Regions from separate parts of the Mus musculus genome. Here all the other regions are linked to region 1. Evidence: chromatin loops called from intact Hi-C (ENCODE). Cell type or tissue: gastrocnemius. All regions are shown on one strand. Links, peaks and the distances in the headings refer to the core of each region. The heading gives the core; the rest is flanking DNA. Region 1 overlaps Kmt2a (lysine (K)-specific methyltransferase 2A). Region 2 has its middle 11 kb from the start of Gm30883. Region 3 holds the start of Atp5l (ATP synthase, H+ transporting, mitochondrial F0 complex, subunit G). Region 4 holds the start of Ube4a (ubiquitination factor E4A).

Region 1 (5,000 bases), core at 1-5,000:
GAAGCTGAAGACTGAGGTATAAAAGGAAGCATTTCCTGGTGGGTGGGGCATGCTGGGGTGCAAAGCACTTGATTATGAAGTGACTTGGAGTAGTCACCAGGCATTTGCAGGCTGAATAGTCTCAGCCTCTGCTAGGTTTGAAGCAACCTTAGCACTTAAAGCACTTAGGTTCATACAGGCTCTAAGAAACGATCTTCTTAAGGAGTGAATACAGGAAGCAACTCACTGGTTGTCTGTGCTAGGGATTGAAGCCAAGACCTTGCACACGAGAGGCAAATGCTTTACCACTGAGCTGTGCAGGGACTCACTGTGTACCTTAGGCTGACCTCAAATCGCAATCTTTTTGCCTCAGACTCCTAAGGATATAAGACAGCACGCAGAGACTACATACTTTAAAATATTCATCCAATCAAATATAATCATGCTTTATGGATATTTTGCAATCTGATATTTCTAACCAGTGATGTTATGGGTCTGTCTATTAACATCAAACTATACTATCACATTTGCCATTATATGCAAGCCCTCCATCTTTAGCCAGGGCTCTATACTAATTTAAACTCTTGAGTTTTAAATACTGGAGCTAGAGAGATAGCTGAGTGGCTAAGGGCACAGACTGCTCTTGCACAGGAGCCAAGTTTGATTCCCAGGTCCCAAATATAGGCTCCCAAGTGTCTGTAACTCCAGTAGCAGGGGATCCAATCCCTCTTCTGACTCCTGAAGGCAGCAGGCATGCACATGGTGTACATATGACATGCAGCCAAATCATCCACACACAAAATAATAATATAATTTTATTATATATACATACCTGGCAATTTATCCAATTACTTTAAAAATAAGTACCTAGCATGCAATAGGGTTAAAGAATATGCCATTATAAATTACCATTCTAAAAGTAAACACCATTTGGGCTGGAGAGATGGCTCAGCAGTTAAGAGCACTGACTGCTCTTCCAGAGGTCCTGAGTTCAATTCCCGGCAACCACAAGGTGACTTATAACCATTTGTAATGGGACCTGATGCCCTCTTCTGGTGTGTGTGAAGACAGCTACAGTTACATACATACTATACACACACACACATATATTAATTATATATAATATATAGTAATTCTTAAAAAAATAAAATAAACACCATTTCCAAACAACTCACCCAAAAGATAAGACTACTAACTATATTTCTTCTATTGGGAAATCTTTCTGTACAATTTTTTTGTTGTTGTTTCATGGTCTCTCTCTGCAGCTCTGATTGTCTTAGAGCTCACTTTGTTGACCAGGCTAGCCATGAACTCACAGATATCCACCTGTCTCTGTATCTGAGTGCTGGATTAAGGGTAATAATGCCAGCACACCTGGACCTGCATCCCTCTTTAACTGTCAGTGTTTGGTCACTGGGGGCTAATGACCATCCCACCATATGGACTATGGTCTTATTTGTCATTTTAAAATAATCTATCTCTCTTTTGCACATTTTCTGCTCTGTATTTTTCTACTTTTTTGTTGTTGTTGTTGTTGTTTGAGGCAGGGTTTCTCTGTGTAGCCCTGGCTGTCCTGGAACTCACTTTGTAGACCAGGCTGGCTTCAAACTCAGAAATCTGCCTGCCTCTGCCTCCCAAGTGCTGGGATTAAAGGCATGTGCCACCACACCTGGCTTATTTTTCTACTTCTTAATAATTGCTAAGAGCTTTTTATACTCATAGGTATTCAATATAAAAACCAACAGCAACCCTTTTTGTTCTAAGAGAAAAGTAAGAACTCTACAATAAAGACTAAATTAAAGAGATGAAAATATTTACTACTAGATTCCATCTTAAAATTTCTAAAAGTTAAAAAAAATACTCAGGGGCTGGAGAGATGGTTCAGCGGTTAAGAGCTCTGACTGCTCTTCTAGAGGTCCTGAGTTCAATTCCCAGCAACCACATGGTGGCTCACAACCACCCGTAATGAGATCTGACGCCCTCTTCTGGTGAGTCTGAAGAGAGTGACAGTGTATTCACATACATAAAATAAAGAAATCTTTAAAAAAAAAAAAACAAAACTAAGTAGCCGGCGTAGCAGAAGACAGACCTGCTAACTACCAACAAGAAGAACACAGCACAGTGGCATCATCACAGAGGAGACAGAGAAGCAGGCGTCTTACCTCTACATGCCCACTGCTGGCACAGAGAAAGCACACTACTCTGGGTGTTATGGGGACAGAGGTCAGGATCCCTAAGCCTCCCATCTCCCACACATTTTCTGCTTCACAGTCTTCCTGTGGGGAAAGAGACAAAGATCACTTATGAAAGCTTCGAAGTGTCAAAACCAGGACAAACAGCATAAACACAGAGTGCCACAGAATGCCAGGAGCGTTCACTTCCACTAGTCCAAACATGAGCAAGTGCTGCTTTAAAGCACTATAAACTTAGATGCAAACTATCCGTTGAAAGCCCACTATTGGTGCGATGCTACGTAAACAGCAAAGATACACCGAGTCTGAATGCACTGTGCTTTGCTGATTCGGGTAACATGAGTTTGAAATAATTCTCTTCCCGGATGCTGCTCAGGATGTCTGTGCTTTCCCACCAGTTCACAAACGGGCCTCGGGCTGACTAGGCTTTCAGGTACCTGAACCTGCCTGTTAGCTGGAGTTCTTGTTCATTCCTCTAGTGGGTGCTGTTTCCCTTTGAACGCTCACCTTTTCTTTAAAGGTCATAATGTTCAATAAAGGCATGATCACTAAAGACTTTTACCTTAAAGTCCACTCTGATCCTGTGGACTCCATCTGCTGGGATTTTCTGCTTAGAACTGATGCCATTCGAGAGTGGGTTGAGGATGTTCAAAGTGCCTGCATTCTCTTGTTTACTTACTGGAGGTGGCTTCTCCTGAGACAGAAGATGAATGTAGAAAACAATGACTTGCCCTCATATTGCAAGAGGGGAGAATACAAATGCCTATTTTTAGACATGGAAACATTTTTCAGAGTAAGTATCCTATTGAAGGAGAGGGAGCTAGCTGTGATGGCTCACACTGGATGGGGAAGTAGGAGGATGCTGGAAGTTCAAGGCCAGCTTGACGTACAGAGTGCGACCCTGTCTCAAGATAGAGGAAATGTAATCTTCAGAAAAGTCTGAAATTCTGTCTCCATCCAGAACAGAAACAGTGTGCACAGGTACGGGCTGCTTTTGTAGACAAATGTTATTAACATATATACATAGATAACATGTATACAGAGGGCAGAAACCATGCCAGATGCTGTCAGAGTAAGCTGTGGCTAGACTACAGCATACCAGGCCATAATGAAGGCAAGTCAACAAAGCTAAGAGACCAAAAAACAAAACACCAATCAACCAAGAGGGGCGAAAGCTTACACCTGGATTTTGGGAGACCCCACTGCCATCTCCAGAGAAGCAGGGGGGACAGTTTCATTCGGGCCAAGGCTCCCGCCACAGACCAGAACAAATGCATCCCTAAAGAGGTGCAGCCAGCTGCCCGCTCACCTTGTCCTTTGGTTTTTGTTTTACAGGGATACTTGGGCGGGGGGCCACTTTTTTCTGCTTGCTTTGCTCTGGCCCTAAAGGATTCAAAACAGATTTTGGTCAGATGCCAGGAATGAGTACTTTCGGACTGACTGGCCTGTTAGAGGGCCACACAGAGTGTCTTCTAGACTTCAAGGTGACACAACCAATCCGGCTTTCTGTTCTGCCACTGTCCGGCACTCACCTGGTTCTGGGGGTGGAGGTTGCTTTTTCTTGGGCTCACTTGGAACGGCCTTGGGAGCTTCTTTTTTCTGCGGTGCTGTGCTAGGAGGCTGAGGGGGGACGACGGCTGCTGGCTGGGAGACCTGCTTGCTGGACTTCCGGGATGCTGGCGCGCTGACCTGTTTGGGTTCAGGCGCAGGGGCAGGCGCAGGGGCACCCCCTTCTTCACTCTTTTCTTCCACAGGTTTGCGGGGTGGAGGCTCACTGCTGCTCTTCTTTGGGGCAGGCTCCTCCCGCGGTGGCGGGGCAGCCTTCTGAGCAGGCTCCAAGGGGCTCTTCACAGCAGTGCTCTCTTTGCTCTCTTTCTTTTCAGTGGTCTTAGACTTTTTCTCTTTCTTTTTCACAGCTAGGAGAACAAAACAAGATCATCAATGCGTAAGCGAGGAAAGTTTCCACGGGGAAAAAGCACAAGAGCTCTGTAAGAGTCTCGTCCCCGTCTCCTGCAGCCAAAGCAGGTACTCAGTCTCCACAAAGCTGAGGCCGTGTTGATCAGGTAATGCAGGGAAATTTTATTGTTCTAGCAAATGAGCAGAGCTATCATTTTTACATGAATTTTAAACAAGTGTCTTAATTATGGAAAATTTCAAACATACCCCAAAATAAAGAGTCAAATGAACCCCCATGTACCTATCATCCAGCTTCAACAACCACCAACTCCCCGGGAGAGAGCAGTACTTTAAAAGAAAAACACAAACAAAAAAACCTAGTATTCTCTTTACACTGAATGCACACGGCTGCATGACATTAAGGTACGGGACGTCACGGGAAGGAGCTCGCACACCACTACCTTTAGTCTGCTTCTGAAGGGAGGCTTTGGAAGGCATCCACTGCAGATTCTGACATTTCCTCATCCTAGGGTAACAAAGGATAAAGCATAAGACAAACTGAATATAAGCGAGAAGAAATGAAATAAATGCTTGCTTGTGTGTCTGCAAAAAACAGTGGGTCACCACCCAGGGTCATTTGACAGAACAAGGACTTCTTAGGGTTCAGTTTAGTTTGAACTTTTAAAATTCTTGGGTTGAAAACTTTACCTACCTTTAGGATCTAAAAGGACCAAGTGTCATATAATTTTTGAAATGGTACTCAAATTTCTTGTAATTTAATATCGACTTGTACCCCACACAGATTACCCCTCCTGTTTCCTCTCCCTGCCTGCCTTCTGTCCTTCCTGCTTTGAGACAGTATCCCATACAGCCCAGGTTACACTATACAGTAGAGGAGTAATCCTGAACTCTTGATCCCCCTGCCTCTGCCTC
Region 2 (7,887 bases), core at 1,642-6,641, 63 kb after region 1:
AACACATAAAATAAAAAAGTTACTACCTCTGCATAGTGTATACATATATTTAACTATCACATGGCACTCTATAAATACCTATCGTTTTTATGTGTCAACTCAAAATAACTTAATTTACAACTTAATTTTCAGGAGTAGACAATTGAAAAAAACATACCCACTACTTATCTTTTGGTACAAAACAGTACAATACAGATAAACGGTTGGGCAGTGGTGTCGAATGCCTTTAATCCCAGCACTCAGGAGGCAGAGGCAGGCAGATTTCTGAGTTTGAGGCCAACCTGGTTTATAGAGTGAGTTCCAGGACAGCCAGGGCTATACAGAGAAACCCTGTCTCAAAACAAAAACAAAAACAAAAAACAAACAAAAACAAAAACAGAACACCAGATAAACAAAATCATAAGTAATAGCTACCAAATTCTGGGACAAAGTCTCTCACAGGTTTTGACCTAACCAAGTAGGCTAGGCTGGCTGGCCAGGGAGCCACAGGGGTCTTCTTGTCTCTGTCTTTCCAGTGCTGGGATTATAAATCGTCATGTTTTTGTTGTTGTTTGTTTTTTGTTTTTTTTTTTCAAGACAGGGTTTCTCTGTATAGCCCTGGCTATCCTGGAACTCACTCTGTAGACCAGGCTGGTCTTGAACTCAGAAATCCACCTGCCTTTGCCTCCCAAGTGCTGGGATTAAAGGCATGCGCCACCACTGCCCGGCCTAATTGTCATGGTTTTTATTGCTATTGTTATTTGTTTATTTGTCTTATGAGACAGGGTCTATGTCGCCCTAGCTGATCTGAAACTCTATGTAGATGAAGCTGGCCTGAAATTCAGAGATCTGCCTACCTCAGTCTCTCCATTACTGGGTTCAAATGTGTGTGACACCACGCCTGGCATTCTGGCTTTTGATTACTATAGGCTTCATCTGATCACTTCACTGATTGAGCTATCTCCCTGTCTCTAAGGCTTCACCAGGTATGATGGCTTCTTTCTGTAATCTCAGGGGAGTCTGAGGGAGGAGGATTGCTGTGGGTCATCACGGGCTACACACTGAGAACCCCAGACAACGATGCACTGGCTTATGTGTATCTTAGGTCAGCTTGACACAGCTGGAGTTTTCTGATGATGGGGAACCTCCATTAAGAAAATGCCTCCATAGGACCCAACTGCAAGGCATTTAGAGACTGATGAAAGAGAGCCCAGACCATTGTGGGTAGAGCCATCCTTGGACTGATGGTTCTCAGTTCTATAAAAAAGCAGGTTGAACAAGCCGTGTTGAGCAAGCCAGTAAGCAACAGCCCTCCAAGGCTTCTATATCAGCTCCTGCCTCCAGGTTCCTGTCCTGTTTGAGTTCCTGTCCTGACTTCTTCCAGTGATGGACTATGATCTGGGAGGGTAAGCCTAATAAATCCTTTCCTCCCCAACTTGCTTTTTGGTCATGGTATTTTGTTGAAGCAATAGAAACCCTCACTAAGACAAATGACAACAAAAAGCTGAGTGTGTGTGGTGGTGTGTGCTTGTAAACTCAGCATCTATGAAACAGAGGCAAGAGAATCACTGTAAACTGGGGGTCAGCTTGATCTACATAGAAAGCTGTAGCTTGAGGTACAGAGTGAGACCCTGTCTCAAAAAAAAAAAACTGAGATAAATGCTTTTTTTTTTCTTTAAAAAATAAATCTAAATTGACAGGCTGTGGGTAACTATGCAAGCATAAAGACATGAGTATCATGACATAGCCAGAACCCATCAGAGCTGAGCATGTTCTCATGTACCTGTAACCCTCAATCTGGGAGAAGAGAGTATAGAGAAAGGGTCAGAGACAGGAGGATTGCTGGAATCTGCTAGCTGCCAAGCTAGCTCCAGGTACAGTGAGAGAGCCTTTCTGAGGGTGATAAGTGACCAGAGGTAGAGCTGGACTCCAGGTCTTCTTCTAGGCCCTTCAAATATTCACAGGCGTCCATACCCACACACGTGTGCATATACCACATACACCTCCCCCACTCAAACACGTCCATACCCACACACGTGTGCATATACCACATACACCTCCCCCACTCAAACACATCCATACCCACACACGTGTGCATATACCACATACACCTCCCCCCACTCAAACACATCCATACCCACACACGTGTGCATATACCACATACCCACACACGTGTGCATATACCACATACCCACACACGTGTGCATATACCACATACCCACACACGTGTGCATATACCACATACACCTCCCCCACTCAAACACGTCCATACCCACACACGTGTGCATATACCACATACCCACACACGTGTGCATATACCACATACACCTCCCCCCACTCAAACACATCCATACATATGTGGTAACTAAATAATTAAGTGTAAAAACAATTAAAGCTAAAAATTAGGCCAGGCGATGGCAGGGCACGATTTCCTTTGATCCTAACACTGGAGAGGCAGAGGCAGGTGGATCTCTGTAAGTTCGAGGCCAGCCTGGTCTACTGAGAGAGTTCCAGGATAGCCAGGGCTACACAGACAAACCCTATCTGGAAAACAAAAGGAAATAAGTAAACAAACAAACAAACAAATGAATAAATAAAACTTAAAAACCAACAACAGAGTCAGGTTTTAATGATGTTACACACGTTTAATCCCAGCACTCAGAAGCAAGTAGAGCTTTGTTATTTCAAGGCCAGCCTCATCTACACAGCAAGTTCCAGGCCAGCCAGGGCTACACAGTGAGACCCTCACGACAAACAGAAAAGCAAATTAACAAAGGAGAATCTCTTTTAAAACATGAGCAGAGAGGAGGTCGTTAAACCATGGCAGGTTGTTTGGACTTCTAAACTATTGAGGGTCAGGTCTTCCTCTCTTTCCCTCACTCTTTTCTCTGGTCAGAGCCCTCTCTGCCAACATAGAGCCTGTCCAGTTGTTTAGGACCGAGGGAAAACTGTGCTACCCAGGGCTCGGACACAGGACACATGTTGTGTGCCATTGCTTGCTCGGGCTCAACCTGACATGGAGCATCCTCTGTGGGCTGGAGTTCAGATGTAAAAGAAGGCATCTCCTTCGCCACTCCAGTCCTTGCCAGTGTAGTAACCATCACCCAGAGAGGAGAGAAGGCAGTCAGAGACGTCAGGCAAGGATGACATGCGACTCCTTTGCCTTAACGTGGGGGTTTAACATGTTTGAAGTGGGAGAACGGATTTTCTTGTTGATTTGTGTCCTCCGATTTTCCCCACAAGAACTTGTGAGACGGTTACTACTCAGTTCTTTGAGGCACTTCCTCCTGGGAAGGGTGGCTGTGGGGCAGTTGGGCTGGATGGTTATGGTTGGGCAAACAAGCTTAAGGGCTCCAAAGCCAGGGCCTTGTGGCTTTGGCATTTACCTCCGGGGCTGTGGGGGTGAAGTTTGGATCCAAGAACTGGAAATCAGTTTGCTGCCAGATGTGGTGGTACACATGGCAGAGGCAGGAGGCAGCCTGATCTACTTAGTGAGTTACCAGAGTTACATAGTAAGAGCCTGTCTCAAAAAACAAAGTGAGAGAGAGAGAGAGAGAGAGAGAGAGAGAGAGAGAGAGAGAGAGAGAGAGAGAGAATCAGTTTGTGGTTGTAGGCTGTGGTAGTGACTTGGGTATTATATAACAAACCAATGTACACTAAGAGGACAAAGCTGTAATGAGGTTCATGGTAAGGCAGTGAGGAAGCCCCACTCTCCTGTCTGCTCAGTCATTGGTGCCTTCATTTGCTCTCCACGACTCTGAGTGTCCCTAGACTTGTTGGCCACTCTTCCATGGTGTTCTAATTGATGTTTTAGAGCACTTGTTTATTTTTGCTTGAGGCAGGATCTTACTATGCAGCCCTGCTGGCCTAGAAGGCCCTGTGTTGATTGGCTGGAGCAATCCTGTCTCTGCTTCTGGAGTCCTGGCATTATAAGTGCGTGCTATCAAGCTTGGCTTAAATAACTTTTTCTGTTGAGTTCTCTACCTTCTTGAGACCCAGAGTGAGATGACATTGGGGTAGAAATGCAGGCTGTCCTTAGGGGAAATGGTAGCTATTTTAACTGCAAGCTGTAATTCCAAACCACACAACAGTATTTTAATTGCTTTTGGATTTGACTACACTGGAATTGGAGTTTCTGAAGATAACCTTTTTTTTTTTTTTTTTTTTTTTTTTGCTTCATGCAAGAAGCCCAGGGTATAATCCTTATCAAAACTCATCTATGAGCTGCATGTTGAAACCCCTGTAAGGGAAAGCATGCTGTTTATGGTGTTCTTTCAGCGTTCACAGAGGATGTACCCTGAACTGTAGGCTTGTCTGAGGGAGAGAGTTCAGATGGTACATTTCTGAAGCATTCCAGGGATTTTCGGGAGTCTATTGCGTAAGTCTCCCGTAAAGGCTCTTCAGCTGCCCACCTCCTGTCTCTTCCTTCCTAGCCTCAGGCACAAGCATCTCTGCTCCAACAGCCAGCAAGCAACACAATGAATCAGGATCCAAATCTGTTTGAGCGCAGGAGGTTGAGATGCAGGAGTGAGTCAGCTGGCACCAGCTCGGGAGCAGTCTCAGCCTGCAGGCCTTCAGGAAGTGAGTCCCCCAGGCCAGCATCTCCCTCTGTGGCAGACTGCCACCAAAGCCTGCTGTTTATCAGCCCAGGACCAAACACAGCAAGTAGAGCTTGCTTTTCTCATATTTTGAAACCCTACTATATAAGCCAGATCATGGGATAGGCTAGGATGGCAAAGGTGACTTGGATACCATATTTTCCTTAAGCAACTTGCAGCGTAGTGAGGGAAATAAAGGTAAATGTAGCAATAGAGTACAATGATGTGGACTGTACAGCCACCCATCAAAGGCAAGGAATACAGTTCGGAAAATTTTGAAGAGACTGCTCAAAAGAAGCGATGAGCTGAAGAAAGGGAGACAGAGATGTGGCAGGTAGAAGAGGCCAGGACCAGAGGCAAGAGCTTTTATAAAATGTGGATCCTGAATAGACAAGCTGACTCTCCCCATCACAGTTTGTACAAGTGAGTTCTGTGTGCCTGGAGGTGCTAGTTCAGGCAAAGTGTACCACTTGCTGTGTTTGGTCCTGGGCTGATAAACAGCAGGCTTTGGTGGCAGTCTGCCACAGAGGGAGATGCAGGCCTGGGGGACTCACTTCCTGAAGGCCTGCAGGCTGAGACTGCTCCCGAGCTGGTGCCAGCTGAGTCACTCCTGCATCTATATTTATATGGGTGCAAACAGGGTAGGTGTGCGGATGATGTCTCTGAAGTGGAAGCGCTCCAACTGCTTACATTTTCTTAGTCAAGTGGGAAGCGAGATCATCTGTTGATAGAAATAATCATGGCCTAAGGAAAAGAACTACAATATGATTGGCAGGTCTTGTGGAGTGCCGTCTTAAGGTTCTGAGTACGAGTATAAAATGAAACTAGTCCTCTGGGTTGTTTTCTCCAGCTTCACTTAGCTTCACGGGTGAAGCACAGAGTACTTAGAGAAAGCCAAGGATGTGGTTTTGGCAATTTCCATGGTGAGAGGCAAGGAAGTTGAAGGTGTGCTCCAAAGAATGATAAGCATAGACTAGAGACTGTAAATAAGTCTGGGAAGTGAGGGGAAAGTCAAGGTTATGAGGGTCAATTTGCTCATGGTCAGCGTGTGTTCAAATAAACGCAGATGTGCCTTTCGGGGGCTGGGCTGGTAGGCGGTTAGGAAGGGATGCCGGTTTCGTGGACACAGGAAGCGGTGCTAACGAAAGGTAGGAGGCTGGTTGTTGGGAGTTTGGAGAACTGAGATGGGACCTGGGAACTTACCATTTCTAAGACCCTTGGTGGGGGCTGGAAAGATTGCTTATCAGGTAAGGTGCTTACCTTGACCCGAGGACCCAAGTTTGATCCCTGGAACCCATATCTTATGAAAGAATCAACTCTCACATGTCCTCTGATCACTACAAGTGTTCCACACACATACAAAATAAGCAGTTGTTACAGAGATCCTTAGTGGCAGTGATGCTGCAATTTTGGCAATCAATGGCCTGCATGTGTGTTGCAGAGTAGTGTTATAGCAGTGGCTCTCAGCCTGTGGGTCTCGCCCCCCAGAGGCTCGCAGGTCAGATATCCTATATCACAACCACATGTACATTACGATTGACACCAGAAGCAAAGTTACAGTTATGAAGGGGCAACAAAAGAATTTTATGGTTGTGGGTCACCACGCGAGGAACTGTGTATATAAAAGGGTCACAGTGTTAGAAGGTTGAGGACCACCGTGTTATAGAGTGACAGTGAACCAAGAGAAAAAAATGGCCAAGAGATAAAAGGGAGTGTGACCTGGTGAATGATTGGTAGGCAACCATGGGAGTAACAGACAATCACATGGCCTGATATTTAAAAGCTGATTTTTTTTTTAATGAGAACTGATTAGAAACTGTGTGGCTAAAGGATATTTGGTAGCCAAAGTGGGATTAAGGCGAGGTCGCAGATGGATGGTTAGGGGCCCGTGCATGGAGTGTTCTAATGAATGTGGGAGCTTTTGTGTGGGGAGCAGGTGCAGGTAGGCGCACTGAAAAGCCTATCCCTGGTAGACTGTGGTGATACTCATCGCAAGAGTGATCACAGTCCTGGGCGAGGTAAAAAGCCAACTCAGTAGGGAGTAAGAAGTCAGTCGCTCCACGCTCTACAGTATTCAGGATTAGGAAGTTACTATCTAAGAGAAAATCAACCTTAGCATGGTTTGAGAGTAGAACCAAACCGAGCTGAGACTATAAGAAAGCAGTTTAGGATGATCTGCGGGAATCCACATCAGGGCTGTCTGCACGGGGATCCCGAGGTAAGCTGGGACACAGACTACCACAGCACTGTTGCATGGACCCCACCTGTGTGTGCTCCATCACTCCTTCCCCACAGGTCCTAGCCAGCTTCCATTGTTCCCCCTGCTCAGCACTAGATCTTTTAGGTGGGTAAATCCTGTATGTGATGTGCCTTAGAGAAAGTGGAGGGTTAATTGTGATGGCCAGTGCAAGTGCTTTAAAAATATAAAAATATAGCTGGGCAGCAGTGGCACACAGTTTTAACCCTAGCTGGGCAGCAGTGGCACACAGTTTTAATCCCAGCACTCGGGGGCAGAGGGAGGTGAATTAATGTGAGCTCCATGCCAGCCTGGGCTACAGAGTGAGACTATAATCTAACAGACAAAATAACATCCACAAAAGAAAAGGAAACTCCAAATGATAACAAAACAAGAAGAAGAAATGAATGAATGTATTGAGTGAGGGGTACACACACAGAAGACTTGGGTGTAAGAGCTGACCAAGTGAGAACAGTCTGTTACCAAGGGAAACAAGAGATACCACAAAGTAGAGGACACACAGCACGAATAGCTTCACACCCCTCCCTCCCTGCCTCCCGTCTCTTTCAAGAGTGCTGGTGATCAAACCTAGGGTCTGCTTCACAGTAGGCTGGCTCTTTCCTACTGAGCTGTAACCCAACCTTTGCCGTCCAAGCAGTCTCATTTCCTAGCTGGCTGGCCTCTGCCCCCTAACCGCTGGGATTACGTGTGCAGCACCATGCCTGGCTTCATATTAAGCTTCAAATAATGAAAGGTTCAGAGGATGGAGAGATGGCTCAGGGGTAAAGACCACTTGCTGATTCCATAGGGGACCTGGATTTGGTACCATGCACAAGCATGGTGGCTCCAGCCATCTGTAACCCTAATTCCAGGAGACCTGACGCTCCTTTTGGACCTCCTTGAGCACTGGGGCACACATTAGGTGCACATAAGTACATGAAGGCAAAACATTCCTACACATGAAAGAAAATAAAAGTCCGCAAAACCAAAAAAGGCAACTTAAACAAAACAAAAGCAAAACAGCCTTTGCTGTTTACTGACATTGTTTTTGGAGGTGTTGCTGAATGACCATTG
Region 3 (7,887 bases), core at 1,227-6,226, 77 kb after region 1:
GTGGCCAATCGAGGCTTCGAGTAAGTCACGGCAGCTGGAAAACAAAACAAAACAAAACAGAAACCCCAGGATGAACTCACTGGAGATGGAAAGAAGCAGATGTGTGGGCTGGACACAAATATTTATTCATGTATCACATCCACTCACTGTTTGGACTGAATGTGCACCCAGTGTGAAAGTCAGAGCTGCTGCTCCCTGGTAACAAGAAGCTTTTAAAGATGCAGAACACCTGTGTCACAGGGACACTCAGCCAGGCAGGAAGCTCTAAGCTGTTAATTATGTCAGGACTCACTAGTGGCCAGCTAGTACTGTTATTCACCTTTGAATGGCAAATCTAATTAAATGTAAAGTTACTCGTAGCTAGATTTGCAAACAAAGACAAAAGCGTATTGTTCTTTGTAGAAACAGCAGATTTTGAAGAGAAGGGGTCCAGAAGGGGAAGAAGCTGTGTAGAATAGCATTCTTCTAACAATAAGATCGAGGCTCATCACAGTATTGGCCACAAGTCCAGATGGAATTACACCAATTAGTATCCATTCGTTTTTTTGTATCCTTAGCAATATGTGCTGGCTTAAATCTCTCTTACCAGAGTACAGCTGCTCACCTTTCAAACAGTGCACTCAATACAAATAAAATTTACATGTAGTGTTAAGAACAATTAAAATCAGATTCTGCACTGGGTAATGGTGGCTCATGCCTTTTATTTAACTCCAGTGCTGAGGACAGAGGCTGTGAGTTTAAGAATTGCTTTTAAACTGAAATTCTTTGATGTAGTCACTATTTTAAATCAATGAATTTAGCAGATGATATAGTAACAAATTCAACACAGGGTCTGGGGATGTGGCTCAGTGGTAGTACATGTGCAAGATCTTGGACTGAAGGTATAGCAGACAGAGACAGAAACGAATATAGAAACAGAGATGTATGGTGAGGGGGCAGGAATCTGATGCTGCTGGATTTTAGAATTATATGTATGTATATAGTGGGGGCACAAAAACAATCATGCATGCATTCATTCATTTTTTCTTCTAAGCAGGTTTCTCAGCAACCCTGTCCATCCTGGAACTCATTCTGTAGACAAGGCTGGCCTTAAATTCACAGAGATCTACCTGTCTCTGCTGCCACCATTTGGCTTATTTATTTACAGTCTCGGGGAGACTGTAAAGAGCTGAAGTGCTCACTACTCAGAGACTCGGGTGATAAAGCCTGTAAAAATGTCATAAGTGAGTTCCAAAGGAGTGTGTATTAAGTAAAAGTCTGCAAATATGTTAATGAGGCCAACTTTTCCAACATTTATAATTTTTTTCACTTTTAGGAAGCCTTTGTTATGTATTTTCTGTTAATAGTACTAAAACTGCAACTTCTAAACACAAATAAATAAAATATTTATAGGGAAAAAAAAGGAGGTCTGACTGCTCTGAAAAAGTCTTTTTGAGTTCAATTCCCAGCAACCACATGATGGCTCACAACCATCTGTAATGGGATTGGATGCCCTTTTCTAGTGTGTCTGAAAACAGAAAGAGTGTACTCACATACATAAAATAAATCTTAAACAAACCCACAGAGATTTCTTGTCTTTTGTGTCGGATGCACTGTATGTGTGTAGTGCTCAGAGCAGTCAGAAGAGGGCACCAGATCCTCTGGAACTTGAACTGTGGTGGTGAGCCACCACACTCATGCAGAGAACTGAATTTATTTAGTTCCTAAGCAAGAGTTCTTAACTACTGATCCATCTCTTCAGCCCTAGAAACAAGTATTTATATGTATAGACTAACATGCAATTATAGATATATGGGCTGGTGAGATGGCTCAGTGGGTAAGAGCACCCGACTGCTCTTCCAAAGGTCTGGAGTTCAAATCCCAGCAACCACATGGTGGCTCAAAACCATCCATAACGAGATCTGACTCCCTCTTCTGGAGTGTCTGAAGACAGCTACAGTGTACTTACATGTAATAAATAAATAAATCTTTAAAAAAAATTATAGATATATGTCTGAATACCTGCTGTGCTCGCTAGTTTTGTGTCAACTTAATGAAAGCTAGAGTCATTTGGTAAGAAGGACCCTTACTCAACTGGTTGGGTAGTGGTGGTGCTCATCTTTAATCCCAGTGCCCAGGAGGCAGAGACAGGCAGGCATATCTCTGAGTTCAAGGCCAGCCTGGTCTACAGAGTGATTCCAGGACAGCCAATGCTACACAGAGAAATTCTCTTTCAAAAAACAAAACAAAACAAAACAAAACAAAAACAAAAACCACACACACACAAAACCAAAAAACCAAAAAAGGAACCTGAATTGAGAAAATACCCCTATTAGTTTGGCTGTGGTGCATTTTCTTCCTTGGTGACTGATGCGAGAGGATGCAACTCACTCAGGGTGATGCTACTCCTCCCCACGACACTGCCTCTGGTCATGGTGGGTTTTGTTGTTGTTTTTGTTTTAAGACTTTATCTTATATATGTGGGTACACCATCACTGTCCTCAGACACACCAGAAGGCATAGGATCCCATTTGTGAGCCACCGTGTGGTTGCTGGGAATTGAACTCAGGACCTCTGGAAGAGCAGTCAGTGCTCCTAACTGCTAAGCCATCTCTCCAGCCCAGTCATGGTGTTTTATCATAGCAAATGAAACTAAATTCAGACACCTGTCCACTGAGAGGACTTTGAAATGGACTCTAGCAGCAAGGAACAAACCCAGATCCTAGACGGTAATTTGTGAATTCCATTGTTTAATAAAAGGTACCAAGGCTCCTTGGAGAAATGGTCAAGGCTAAGTAAGGCTGGGCAAAGAAAAAAGATAAAAAGATGACTTATGATGTAGAACCAAAAACTAAGAAGGCATGCCAAAAGGGCAGAGGTACCAACGTAAAAGATCTACAGACTGCCAAGGTGGGCACAATCTCAGCAGTAAACGACATAGAATTAGATACAAGAAGTATGAAGTGAATGTAAAAGAGCCAGTGCAATATACAATTAAAATAACAGGAGAGAGGGAGAGAGAAAGAGAGAAATTGAGTAAGATAGATCTTCCTCACAAAATTCCACTTACTATATGTAGAAAATGGACTCACCCCTCCTGCTCTGGTAACTTGCTTGTAAAGAATGGGTGTAGACACATAAGGCTGGTCACTACCAGTATGTCGCTATAATGATCTTTTCTGAGGGGTGGGGGATAGAGGTAAGAGGTGGATTTGCTGAGAATTCCAGGAGAGGGAGGTGTGCACATGAAAATGATTATAAAAGTTGTTACACAAATGTATGACACCTCCAAAAAATAAAAACAAGTGCAGAAAGTGCAAGCAGTAGTTTTATAGTGGAAGACCTTGTCAGCTCAATAGATGGCATGAATACCACAGATCTCTTAATATGTCATCAGGGTGATCTGTCTCTGTGGTTCTTGCTCTTTTTTTCCTTTTCTTTTCTTTTCTTTTTTTTTTTTTTTTTCTGAGACAGGGTTTCTCTGTGTAGCCCTGGCTGTCCTGGAACTCACTCTGTAGACCAGGCTGGCCTCGAACTCGGAAATCTGCCTGCCTCTGCCTCCCCAGTGCTGGGATTAGAGGCGTGCGCCTGGCGGTTCTTGTTCTTTTTTTTGTTTTCTTTTAAAGATTGATTTATTTTCTATGAATACACATCGGATCCCATTATAGATGGCTGTGAGCCACTATGTCACTGCTGGGAATTGAACTCAGGACCTCTGGAAGAGCAGTCAGTGCTCTTAACCACTGAGCCATCTCTCCAGCCCCTGTGGTTCTTGTTCTTAAAATCCCTAATTCCAGGCTAATCATTAGAGAAACCCAAGATAACCAGTTTGGAGAACATTCTTCAAAATATCCAGGCAGACACCTCCAAGTGGCCAAATCATGAAAGTAGAGATCAGATATAAGAAAGGGGAGATTGCAGACACAAGAAACTAGTTCTAAGGTAATATCCTATATTTGTAGACTCAAAATATATGAATGGAAAAGCGGGTGAAACATAAGTAAAATTTATAGCTTAGTTAAGGGAAAAGAAAAACAAAACAAAAAAATAGACTTTCACCTTTCTGGGGGAACTATGATAATAATTACTGACTTCTTTCTCTAGCTACATGCCCTAGGGAACTGAAAGATCTAGTCAGTAGTCAGTATCAAATACTTTAACATTCACACTTAATACACCAGCCTGGGCTGGAGAGATGGCTGCTCTTCCAAAGGTCCTGAGTTCAATCCCCAGCAATCACATGGTGGCTCACAACCATCCGTAATAGGATCTGACGCCCTCTTCTGGTGTGTCTGGAGACAGCTATAGTGTACTCACATACATAAATAAATAAATCTTAAAAAAAAAAAAGCCCCAGCCTATGCTGCAGAGCACAGTCTACGTAACCTTCTGTTCCCTCAGAGCCCTCAGGTCTCAGTACTTCTGGCAGAACAAGTTATCTTACAGTTACAACAGTGGAAAGGTTTTATGTTGTTTCTTGACCAAAGTTTACCTTGATAATGTCTTTCATTTTGGATTTCATCAATAAAATCAGTTTTAAATTTCTGAATACAAGCTACCTAAAAGATGCAAAAGTCATACGGCCGGAAAAATACTCTCTACGAAATATTAAAAATAGCACCTCAAACCATCAAAGTCCAAACGTCAAAGCCTTTTGGTTGTATTGGTGTAAAAATTGTAGTACGTTGCTTCAGATCACCTAATGATTTTTTACTAAGGAAATTCTTTGGAAAACAGCTATTGGCAGCCTCAGGTTCCATAGGAAGGAATCCAGTATTTATAGACTCTGGCTGGCACTTTAAGGGTTTAAATAGCTCACTAGCTGGTGATGAAGGGGAGAAAAAAAAGAATTACTAAATATGCAAACAGGTTGGAAAGCTCAAAATTACAAGTTTTTAAAATTCCACCTCAGAGGGCTGGAGAGATGGCTCAGCGGATAAGAGCACTGGCTGCTCTTCCAGAGGTGCTGAGTTCAATTCCCAGCAACCACATGGTGACTCACAACCATCTGTAATGGGATCCAATGGCCTTCTCTGGTGTGTCTGAAAACAGCTAGTGTACTCACATAAGTAAAATAAATAAATCTTTGAAAAAAAATCCACCTTCAATTCACATTTCATAACCAAATTTGAACATTTGGAAATAGGACCTTCAACCACTTAATACAATACAGAAAAGAAGAAATTGTAAACTTAATCTCCTGCTTCAAAAATACAGTAATTTTCTACTCAGAAGAGAACTGTATCGATTGAACATACTGCTCAGGCTTATAACTACTCAGTGTTTATCTGAGAGACCGCGGTCTATCAGAATTTTCAAACAAAACAACCTCACGAATGCCAAGCCAAGGTTCTGAAGACGACTGCTGACAGGCGTCGCTTTCTGTGCTGACTGGGGAGGGGATATTCACCCCTACGTTCCAAATTCCCTTCATCGGACGCAGAATTCTCTAGGCTCTAACCAGGATGGTAAGCAAACATAACTTTCAAAGATCTCTCACCCGTCTTTAAAATTTCTGATGGCTTTCAAATACTTCGCTGAGACGCAGACCAGCTATGAGGTCTGATGTGTGACCTCTCTCTCCCCTGTTACCGACCTCCCTTCCCAACTCTCCCGGCACGGTAAGGGGGCATCACGGCGTTCGCGGCGGAGTGAGGCCGGGCAGAGTTACACGACCCACTCGCTCCCCGGCCGAGCTAGGACCCTGCAGCTTGTGAGCTCTAAGCAGCCGCGGGCAGGCCAGGCGAGGCTGCGGCCTTACAGTGGCCTCCTGGAAGCCCTCCCGACGCCCACGGCCCCTTGGTGCCGCAGCACAATCCCTCCCCTCGCGAGCCTCTCCCGGGCTGCGCTCACCGGCTACCATCGACGGTGCCTTCTCCGCGAAGTTACGGATGAACTTGGCCATGGTCTAAGGTGGAAGGTACGTCTCCCCGAACCGCCGGCTGAATGTCACCCCCGGAAGGACCCGCGGCAGGACCCCTTCCCCATTTCCAAGGTCAGGCTGCCCCTCTCTGTGCCTGTTCAAAACATATAGGTATTGATTCCCTGTTTGTGGCATCTCATTAGTCAGTTTACTTTGTTCACTCCAAGTAAAAACCTAGATATAAAAAAAAATGAGGCGCGATAACACGTGAAGAATCCTGAGATTCCTCAGGGAGCAGGCATTACTTGGGACAGCTATTCATGTTGGTCCGGAAGATCGGTGAAGTGGGGGAAATGCGCATGCGTTATTGGTTTTCTTGGCTTGATCGCCACATTAGCTTGCGGCAGTTTTATAGCTTTTCAGAAAACATGGAAAACGAGGCTGGAGGGCTTCATAAGATGCTTGTGGGCCTATACGTTCGCTTTAAAGGCATAGCAGGTCTGAGGTCAAATAGGAGCTTTAAGGGGCCACATAGGCGTTACATTATGTGACTCACCCATTCACCGACTTCTTTAATTGACTTTTTATAATTCCGTTTTCCTCCGCAGCCAGTATCAGAATTGGGATCCAATCCGGTTTTTCAAACAAGCCAGTAGGAGCTGTGCGGACAAGAGGAAGAAAGTCATGTGTGTTGAGGGTGTTGCACTGTGCCAGGCATTTTGTAATTTGGTGGAAGCATGCTTTGGGCATTATCCCCTTAGAGACCAAGATTCCTAAATAGTCATAGAAGGAGTCAGTTGCAAGATAAATACGCAAAGGAACATAAGGTTAAGCGTGGTGCTGATCTGGGAAGGCGTAGAGATTCTTGGTGTATAAGAAAATATACAAATTCCAAAGGCTGTAACTTTGACATTATGAATGAAAACAACAAAAACAAACCAGGAAACCCAAAAACTATGTAGGAAAGTAACATTTGATGAGGAGAACAAGTTCTGGAAAAGCCCAATCTTTAGAAGAAAAACTGAGGGGCTGGAGAGATGGCTCAGCATTATGAGCACTGACTGCGCTTAGGTTAGGAGTTCAAATCCCAACAACCACATGGTGGCTCACAACCATCTGTGATGAGATCTGATGCCCTCTTCTGGTGTGTCTGAAGACAGCGACAGTGTACTTACATATAATAATAAATACATCTTTTAAAACAAAACAAAAAAAAACCTGAAGTAAAATTCATGGGGTGGTTAGAAAAGTTAGAAGTGGGATCAAGGAATCAGTGAGGGAGAGACATGCTGCCTTAGACAGTGAAGTCAAATTAAAGCAGGAAAGATAACCTGAAACCCACATTATACCAGCATACAGGAGCCTGAAGATTGGAAGTTACAGGCCAGTCTGGACCGAGGTAAGACAGGCCAGCTAATTATGAGTATGAACATCTGTGACATTAACTAGAAAAGGTTTCAAACCCTTAGAAACCAGATTGCAGCAATGAAGAAATATGGAAGCAAGAGAATATAAGTCAGACAACCCAAGAGGAAGGTGGAGCTCAGGAGTCCAGGACAGGGAGACAGCAAAGAAGGCAGAGGAGTTTGTTTGGGAATGGTGGGACCTCTTCCTTAAACGGGGTGAAGGGAGAAAAGTTTCCAAGTGAGGAGTCTGACACATGCCACCTGTGTGAAAAGGGAGTGGTGAGCAAGGCTACATTTCAGAGTGTCTGAAGGACACAGAGAAGAGCAGAGAAGGGCAGTGGTGGAGTCGACTGGTCTGTGGGCTGTACAGTTGCCTGTAGTTTAGGTAGCAGAGGGTAATGGTTAAATTAACCTAAGCTGAGATCCTGCATGCCACAGGTATGGGAATAGAATAAGGACATGGTGGCAAAGTATTAAAAGGTCTGTTATTTAGGTTGGATAGTGAAGCCATAAAGGAACTAATTAGAGTCTAAGCTCTTAAGACTTTCTCCCGAAGACAGCCGGAGGGTACCTCTAGAGCAGTGGCTCTCAACCTTCCTAACGCTGCCACCCTTTAATACAGTTCCTCATGTTATGATG
Region 4 (7,887 bases), core at 1,203-6,202, 120 kb after region 1:
GTATGCATGTGTGATACAGGTACATGGCGTACATGCATGAAGTATGGAGGCCAACAGAGGATGCTAGGGATCCCATGCTGTTACTTTCCTTATTCCCCTGAGACGGGGGCTTACTGATCCTAGAGTCAAGATGAAAGCCAGCTAGCAGTACCAATCCTCCTGTTTCTACTCCCCATAGTGCTAGGGTTACAGGTATACTTGTGGACACATCTAGCTCTTTATGTGGGTGTCGAGGATTTGAACTCGGGTTCTGTTTGTGCACCAGCAACTCTTACCCACCCACTAAGTCATCTCCAGGCCTTTTTATTTTATTTTATTTTTTTAATTAAAAAGTCGAGCCTCACTGTGTAGCCCAGGCTATCCTTGAATGTACAGTGATTCTTCTGCCTCAGTCTCCAAGTGCTAAGATTACAGGCATGTATCGCAATGCCTGGCTTGAGTTATTTTATATTTAAAAAAATACAACTGAATGATCCAGCTCATTAGATAGGAGACAATGATCTGCAGCATATATATAAAAAGAAAGCTGAAAGCAGGAAGAACAGGACATATTCTCAAAACTATCAGGAGAGAGGGCTTAGCACCACAAATGGCATCACTTCCTTTTTAATTCTATTCTCTTCCATTATATACACAAGCTAACTTTCTATTACATCTTTTCCCTGCTTATAATGGAATTTTAAAACTTCCACAGAGCACTCCTGGCAGATCAACTGTGCTAGCCTCTAGGACCCTCAAGTACAAGTTCATATCTGATTCTGAAACTATCCTCCAAACCACAACGCTTAAGCAAATGTTCACGGGCAGTCTCAGTCTTCCAAGTGATTACTCCTGAGCTGCACGTAGCCACACCACACCATTCCTCGAGATCTACTTCAAGGCACAGACTTATTACATCTGGAGATGCAGCAACAGGCCAAGCTCCCAGGCCAGACACTGTGGCGCTTCAGTACCTATGCATATGTAGAACAGAGAATGAAAATAAGCCTGCTATCACCTCAAATGCTGCCCTAGTCAGCTTTAACTGTCAACTTGACATAGCCTAGAGTCATCTTAGGGGAAAGCCTGGTTTGAGATTGCCCAGATCAGACATTTCTTTGGGGGAATTGTCTTGACTGGCTAGCTAATGGGGCTGGAGAGATGGCTCACTGGTTAAGAGCACTGACTGTGTTCTTCCAGAGGTCCTGAGTTCAATTCCCAGCAACCACAAGGTGGCTCACAACCTTCTGGTGTCTGAAGACAGTGACAATGTACTTAGATATATAAAATAAGTAAATAAATCTTAAAAAAAAAAAAAAGCAAGCAAGCAAAGCATCAGCCAGCAAGCAACATTCCTCCATAGGTTGTACTTCAAGGTCTTGCTTGAATTCTTGCCCTGACTCGCCTCAGTGATGGGATGTGACTTGCAAGTGCACAAATAATTCTTTTCCTCCTTTGAGTTGCTTTTGGTCAGAATGGTTTATAATGACAACAGAAAGAAGACTAGAAAGAATGTTACAAACAAAACAAGGTTTTGCCTACCCCACTGAAGTCATCGTTCTCGTATCTACTTAAAATAGGTATAGAGAATTTCCTTCTTTAGAAGCAAGGCTAAATCATGTGACAACTTACAGGAAAAAATGAGGGCCCACAGATCACCTGTTGAGAACCTCGGTGGAGATCCAGGTTAGACTTAGTCATTGAGCTTACACATGAAAATAAAAGTACCTAGGAAGAAAAGAAAGGTCTGGTGAAATGGACCCTCGATACCTGGTTTGGCTTAATACTTACTCTACCTATTTTAAGTTTCCCAGCTTGAGTAGAGTAGTGCATACCTGTAATCCTTGCACTTGGGAAGTGAAAACAGGAGGATCTTGATGTCAAGGCCAGCCTGAGCTACACAGTGAGACCCTGACTCAGAAATAAATAAGTAAGAGGTTGAAGAAATGACTCTACCAGAGTACCAGAGTCTGGATCCCAGTACCTGAAACAGGGCAGCTCACAAATGCCTGCAACTCCAACTCCAGGGACCTGACAACTCCTGCTCTCTGTGGGCATCCACACACTCTTACAGGTACACATCCATAAAAAAATAGATTCTTTAATAGGAAAGAAAGAAAGTGAGAGAGGGGAAGAAACAAAGAGATTAAGAGAGAGAGGAAGAGAAGGAAGGTAGGGAGAGAGAGAGAGAGAGAAAGAAAGAGAAATGGCTCAGTGGTTAAGAGTACTTGCTGTTCTTTTAGAGGACCACAGTTTAGTTTCTAGCACCCATGTCGGGCAGCTTACAACTTTCTGTAACTACAGCTCTTGGGGATCCAATACCCTTTACTTTTGTGGGCAGCTGCACACATATGGCATGCATATATACAGAAACACATATGGAGACATAAGCAAAACTAAAAAAATTATCTTTAAAAAGAAACAGTAATAGTAATAATAAACCCAAATTCCTTGTTTTCAGTTGCCACACAGAAACACATCCACTTTCTTGATAGCTTTTGGGATGGCACAACTACCAGCCCCCCCAAGGCTTTTGGATTTGATTCATTTTTAGTAAGTAACTTCACTTTACATACCTGCTGCAAAAGTCTACATCTCTAGGAAGTGTCAACCATTGGACCCATACAATTCTCTCATTTTCTCCTGACTCAAGCTTCTACTTATATAGAGTGCTGCTAATCCTTTAAGGCCACTACTGGCTCCTGAGAGCATACAGATATTTTAAGATCATGTCCAATCCAGTTTTAAAGTAGAACTATTGGTAACACTGAAAAACAGATTGCTATAGCCAAGTTCTATGGCTAAGGTGGGGTTGGGTGTAGCTCTGTTCTAGAGCACTTAGTATGCACCAGGGCTTAGTTTATAACCCCAGCAACTCCCTACCCCAAGCCCAAATTACACTGTATTAAATTGTACTCCATAAAGTCTCTATTTTGGAATTTAAAAATGTTCCCAAAGTAACATGTCTACCTGGAAATACCTTCAGTGTTACATTAGGTGTCGTAACAAAAATCCTTGCAATACGTTTATCTGCAAGCTAGGATCTCATCAAGTGAAGCACATACACGTCCGAAAACAAAAAAAGAACACAACACAACAAACAAAACCGTCTCTAACAAACCCTGGCATTTCATCTTGGGCCCCATTTTATGTCTCTGGGACCAAAAAAGTCAATGACATTGAGACTTAACCCATTCTTGCTCTAGGAGACAAAAAAGAATCCTAAAAGGAACAATACTAAACACAAAACGTCTGACTCTATGGTCAATCTGAGAAATGTTTTCTCGACCAAGAAAAACTCGAGCAGAATCCAAAGAGCTACAGCTGGGAAGCCGTCACTCGCTTTAAAAGTCAACCTCTTGCTACACGCACCCTACTGGTTTGATTGCTATGAGTCGAGCTTCATTTTGTCTCCTTGGCATCTGGCACTGTCGTTCACTCTTCGTATTTTATCCTTTGGGGTTCAGTAACATTCATAGGCAGCAGGGAGACCCACCCACCCTGCGCAGGTCCTAGATAAAATAAGTCAAAAGACAGCCACAGCCCACACTCGGGCCTTTCCTAGCAGGGACTTGGCAAAGAAGAAGGGAATGTGCAGAGCCACCGGACGCCGGAGCACCGTAAGGGTTTCCAGATTAGACAGGGTCGAAGTTCAAGACGGACCCGGGTCAGGCAAGCAGTTGAGAACAGCAGGCATGCAGGGGCCTTGACTGGCAATTGCTTAGGAGAAAACCGGGTCGCAGCCTCAACACTCTCGTCCTCTTATACCTTGCCTCTTACCGGAGCCTGAAAGGGCAGGGACGACGACACCTCACAGCTACAGCGACCAAAAGGTTCTTACTTCCGACTCAGCAAGGCAACCGGAGCTGACATCATCGCTGAGCGCCGAGCCTGTTGGGTCTTTACCCCGCGCCGGAAGTAGGGCGGTGTCGGGCTTCGCTAATGACAGAGAAAACACCGAGGAGGCGCATGCGCACGTTTGCTGGCAGCTAGCGAGGGTGGGGGGCGGGCCGGAAGTGGCTTTGGGATTGGGCTAGGCAGCAGGGCGGGGCGGGGCAGGGTTGGCTATGACTGCGTGCTTTGAAGTTTTGTGGAATATGAAGCTAGACCTTGGAAATCCATCTCTTGAGGGCAGATACACTATTGTGGTGTCGGGCTCTGCACAGACTGTGACTTTTTGCTTTTTACGCTCCCTTCTGTCCTATGGCTTTTTGGAGCCGTTTCACTCGTTGTGGCTTAGAAGCAGTAACAATACCAACAAGGACAATGTATAAGACGTTTTGAGCAGGTATTAGGTGCCAGGCAGCGCGCTATTTTGGGTTGGTCTTAGATTTATCTATACAATGCTAACAGTATACAGCCTACAAGTCTGGTTAATTTTTAGTTTTTAATTTTGAAAAATATTTATGAGCATTGATTGGTGTTTTGCCTGTATGTATGTCTGTGTGAGGGTGTCAGATTCCCTGGATATGGAGTTACAGACAGTTGTGAGCTGCAATGTGGGTGCTAGGAATTGAATCTGGGTCGTCTGAGCCATTTCTCCAGCCTTGGTTCTTAGTTTTAGTAAGGAAAATGAAAATTAAAACTGTAGTGAGTGGGACACCGTGGGGCATGCTGTAATTCTAGCACTTGGTACATAGAGACAGGAGAATTGAGCATCCGAAGTCATCCTCTGCTATTCAGTGAGTTTGGACTAACCTAGGGTTACTTCAAACCAACCATCCAACCAACCAAAACCCTACCCTATTCTGAGATACCCCTTAAAAAAAATTATATTGGCACAGCTCAATACCTCAGCAAGAGATTGGTAGCATACATGCATAGGAGTACCAGGCACTTCTTTGCTGTACTTGATAGTGTATATCTATATAACTGCTATGAAGTGAGATTTAGTTTAATAAAATTACATGTTCAGATATTTTTCAATGATATCTTTTATTCTTATTTGTTACTAATACTTTACATATATTCTAAGTGACATTTATTGTTAAAGCTAGACCAAATCCCTAACAATGACCTACAAATAATGAGACAGGAGACAATCTTGTCTTAGACATGACCTCCCAAATGCAACAAAATCTATAAAATGGAATTTATCAAAAAGACTTTTGCATTTCAAAAGTCACCATTAAGAAAGTGAGGTTGGGGCAAAGATTAATATTATGTGTTGTGTAAAAAGCCATTGCTCTGAGCTGAAGAGATGACTCAGCGGTTAAGAGCACCGCCTTACTTTCCAAAGGAGGCAGGGTTCAGATTTCAGCATGCACCTAGCAGCTAGAATCACTAACTCCACTCTCAGGGATACAATGCCCTCTTCTGGCCTCCATTGGCTCTGCATGCCCATTGTGCAAAGATAGACCAACAGCCCTAACACCCATATACACAAAATAAAAATAATACAAAATAAATGTTAATGTGGCTATATTGAAGTAGTGACAAATATTGTTGAAAATTCAAGATTCATAAAAACAAAAAGCTGTCATGTCAGTAGGGATGTAAAACGATGCTGTTAGTTTAGAAAAGAATTTGGCTGTTTCTTTAAGAGCTAAAAGTGAATTTGCCATATGATCTTCATTCCTAGGTCTTTACTCCAGAGAAATGAAATTATAGTTGCATAAAGAGCCTTGCACGCTGGGCTGTGGTGGTGTAAGCCTTTAATTCCAGCCCTTGGAGACAGGGCAGATGGATCTCTGTGAGTTTGGGGCCAGCCTCATATACAGAGAGAGTTCCAGGACAGCTAGGGCTACACAGAGAAACTGAGTCTTGAAAAAACCAAAATAAAAACAAAATAGAACATTTCAAAAGAATCCTCATTGCAGCAGTGCTTATAATAGCCGAGAAGTGAAACCATCATGTGTCCTTTGACTGGGGAATGGACAAGCAGTGGACTGCCCATGAAATGGCTTTTCAGCAAGAAGAAACAAAATACACATATACTTGGAGTTCAAGGCTAGATAGATAGCAGGACCTGTGGGAAGCCACATATGCCATTACAAGGTGACGCTGGCTACCACTGGCCACCACGCATACGGTTGGGTAAACAACCAATGTGTACATATGCAATAACGTTTTTTGCCAAGACACTGCCTGGCCCGGGCATGATAATGAGGTTCTGTGAGGTACTGAGAGTATAACCAATCAGGTGTGAGGCATGCAAATGAGGTAGAATGCATAACCAATCCGGGTGTGAGACACGCCTCTCCTAGGCCTATATAAGCAGCACCAGTGCTGGGCTTGGGGTTTCGCCTCTGCAATCAAGCTCTCCCAATAAAGAAAAAGAAAACTTGAAGAGACAGAGACTTGTGGCTGCTTGGGGTTGAGAGTCAGCATAAGGACTATTAAAACAGTGGTGGTGATGTTTTCAACCTGAATTATGATGGGGCAAATTACTAAAAACTGCTGAGAACAGGTGAAATCACTTAAAATTGGCAAATATTATCATAGGCTAATTATATATCATACAGGCTTCTTTTTTTTTTTTGGTTTTTTTTTTTTTTTGGTTTTTTTTTTTTTTTGGTTTTTTTTTTTTTTTTTTTTGGTTTTTCGAGATCTAACTCCTTCTGGCCTCATAAAGCACCAGGCATACATGTGATACACATACATGCTGGCAAACACCAAAACCATAAAATAAAACGTCAAGAATGAAACCTGTGAGCCCTGCGTGGTGGCGCACGCCTTTAATCCCAGCACTTGGGAGGCAGAGGCAGAGGCAGAGGCAGGCAGATTTCTGAGTTCCAGGCCAGCCTGGTCTACAAAGTGAGTGCCAGGACAGCCAGGGCTACACAGAGAAACCCTGTCTCAAAAAAACCAAAACAAACAAAACATTCTAAGTTTTAATGTTTGCTGGGTTCTTACGCAGGTCATAATTCAGTGGGCCAGTGCAGCAGTGAGGTGGCACATCAAGAAAAAGTATCTGCCACACAAATGTGACAACCTGAGCCCAATCCCCTGAGAAACAGAAAAAGAGAACCCACTCCACCATGTTGTACAGAGGCTGGAAGCTTCCAGGACTAGGCCTAGGATAGCAGACAGAGGCAGTAAGGCTTAGAGACGACAATCACATCACATGAATAAAAGTTACTTTTACAGGTGCTGGGGATTGAACCCAGGTCTCTTGGAAGAGCAGCCAGTGCTCTTAAGCACTGAGCCATCGCTTCAGCCCTCCAAAGGGAGTTCTTCACACATGCGTTGTTGTTTCAGCTATGTCTCCACATCATTTTGTTCCAGGTAGCAAGTGAAGTCATGCCTGGCAAACAGGCAGCACAAACTGTGCTTTAAGTAAAATGCTACAATCAATCAATCCTTAGCCAGTAATTGGTCTTGTCTACTTTATCCTTCATAATCTTCAGGTTGGATTAGGAGAAAATTCAAGATATATAGTGTTATATCATAGTGTGAGACATAGGGGAAAGGAGAATAAAGTGTACTTGAGAACTTTTCTTATATGCTTAGTATACACCTAAGAACATATGTAAGAAGCTCACTTGCCTGTGGGGAAGGCTACTCTGTGGCTGGACACTCCGGTGGAAGGAGACCTTTCACTGCATATGTGATTCACTGAGTAGTAGTAGTTGTTGTTATTATTATCATTGTTATGCTTTTACTTATTGTTATTACTATAGTGTGTGTGTGATGCGTATGCATGGGGTGTGCATATTCTTCAAGTGTATGTGGAGGTAAGAGAACAACATGGTGGAGTGGGTTCTCTTTTTCTGCTTCTCAGGGGATTGGGCTCAGGTTGTCACATTTGTGTGGCAGATACTTTTTCTTGATGTGCCACCTCACTGCTGCACTGGCCCACTGAATTATGACCTGCGTAAGAACCCAGCAAACATTAAAAAAAGAAATGTCTATTTGGATAGAGAGGTAGGTTATACTTGATCTTTTAATTTTGTCATTTACAATTTT

What was found. Peaks named below come from ENCODE experiments on the same cell type or tissue, not always from the same donor. Only the 100,000 strongest peaks of a DNase experiment are listed, where the experiment ranks them.
Region 2: a loop joins it to region 1, with 3.0 times the contacts of the local background. A loop is called at or near these places in 16 of 42 quality-filtered maps.
Region 3: a loop joins it to region 1, with 4 times the contacts of the local background. A loop is called at or near these places in 17 of 42 quality-filtered maps.
Region 4: it touches region 1 in a loop (3-fold over the local background); 10 of 42 quality-filtered maps call a loop at or near these places.

The regions. Positions count from the first base shown.
Region 1 is chr9:44,838,830-44,843,829 of GRCm38, forward strand. It overlaps Kmt2a (lysine (K)-specific methyltransferase 2A), which reads right to left. Exons shown (of 36, transcript NM_001357549.2): 6 at 4,529-4,593; 7 at 3,704-4,087; 8 at 3,481-3,554; 9 at 2,734-2,865; 10 at 2,142-2,255. Among named protein-coding and RNA genes, the nearest start is that of Gm39326, 14 kb to the right of the region's middle. In gastrocnemius, for the core only: CTCF peaks have their summits at 1,956 (motif pointing left) and 2,647; a DNase peak (open chromatin) is centred at 2,616; H3K27ac peaks cover 473 bases.
Region 2 is chr9:44,900,678-44,908,564 of GRCm38, forward strand. No RefSeq gene overlaps it. Among named protein-coding and RNA genes, the nearest start is that of Gm30883, 11 kb to the left of the region's middle. In gastrocnemius, for the core only: no CTCF peak of the experiment used is centred there; DNase peaks (open chromatin) are centred at 4,546 and 5,059; H3K4me3 peaks cover 1,051 bases; H3K27ac peaks cover 3,413 bases.
Region 3 is chr9:44,914,778-44,922,664 of GRCm38, forward strand. It overlaps Atp5l (ATP synthase, H+ transporting, mitochondrial F0 complex, subunit G), which reads right to left and starts at 5,965. Exons shown (of 3, transcript NM_013795.5): 1 at 5,833-5,965; 2 at 1-34. The coding sequence starts at 5,884. It overlaps Gm30934 (a long non-coding RNA gene), which reads left to right and starts at 5,950. Exons shown (of 2, transcript XR_379340.4): 1 at 5,950-6,340; 2 at 6,451-7,887. In gastrocnemius, for the core only: CTCF peaks have their summits at 1,619 (motif pointing right) and 4,263 (motif pointing left); DNase peaks (open chromatin) are centred at 1,625, 5,944 and 6,192; H3K4me3 peaks cover 3,164 bases; H3K27ac peaks cover 2,245 bases.
Region 4 is chr9:44,961,726-44,969,612 of GRCm38, forward strand. Ube4a (ubiquitination factor E4A) reads right to left here and starts at 3,875. Exons shown (of 21, transcript NM_001346698.1): 1 at 3,760-3,875; 2 at 1,612-1,707. Cd3g (CD3 antigen, gamma polypeptide) reads right to left here. Exons shown (of 7, transcript NM_009850.2): 7 at 7,847-7,887. In gastrocnemius, for the core only: a CTCF peak has its summit at 5,300 (motif pointing left); DNase peaks (open chromatin) are centred at 3,903 and 5,288; H3K4me3 peaks cover 2,667 bases; H3K27ac peaks cover 3,002 bases.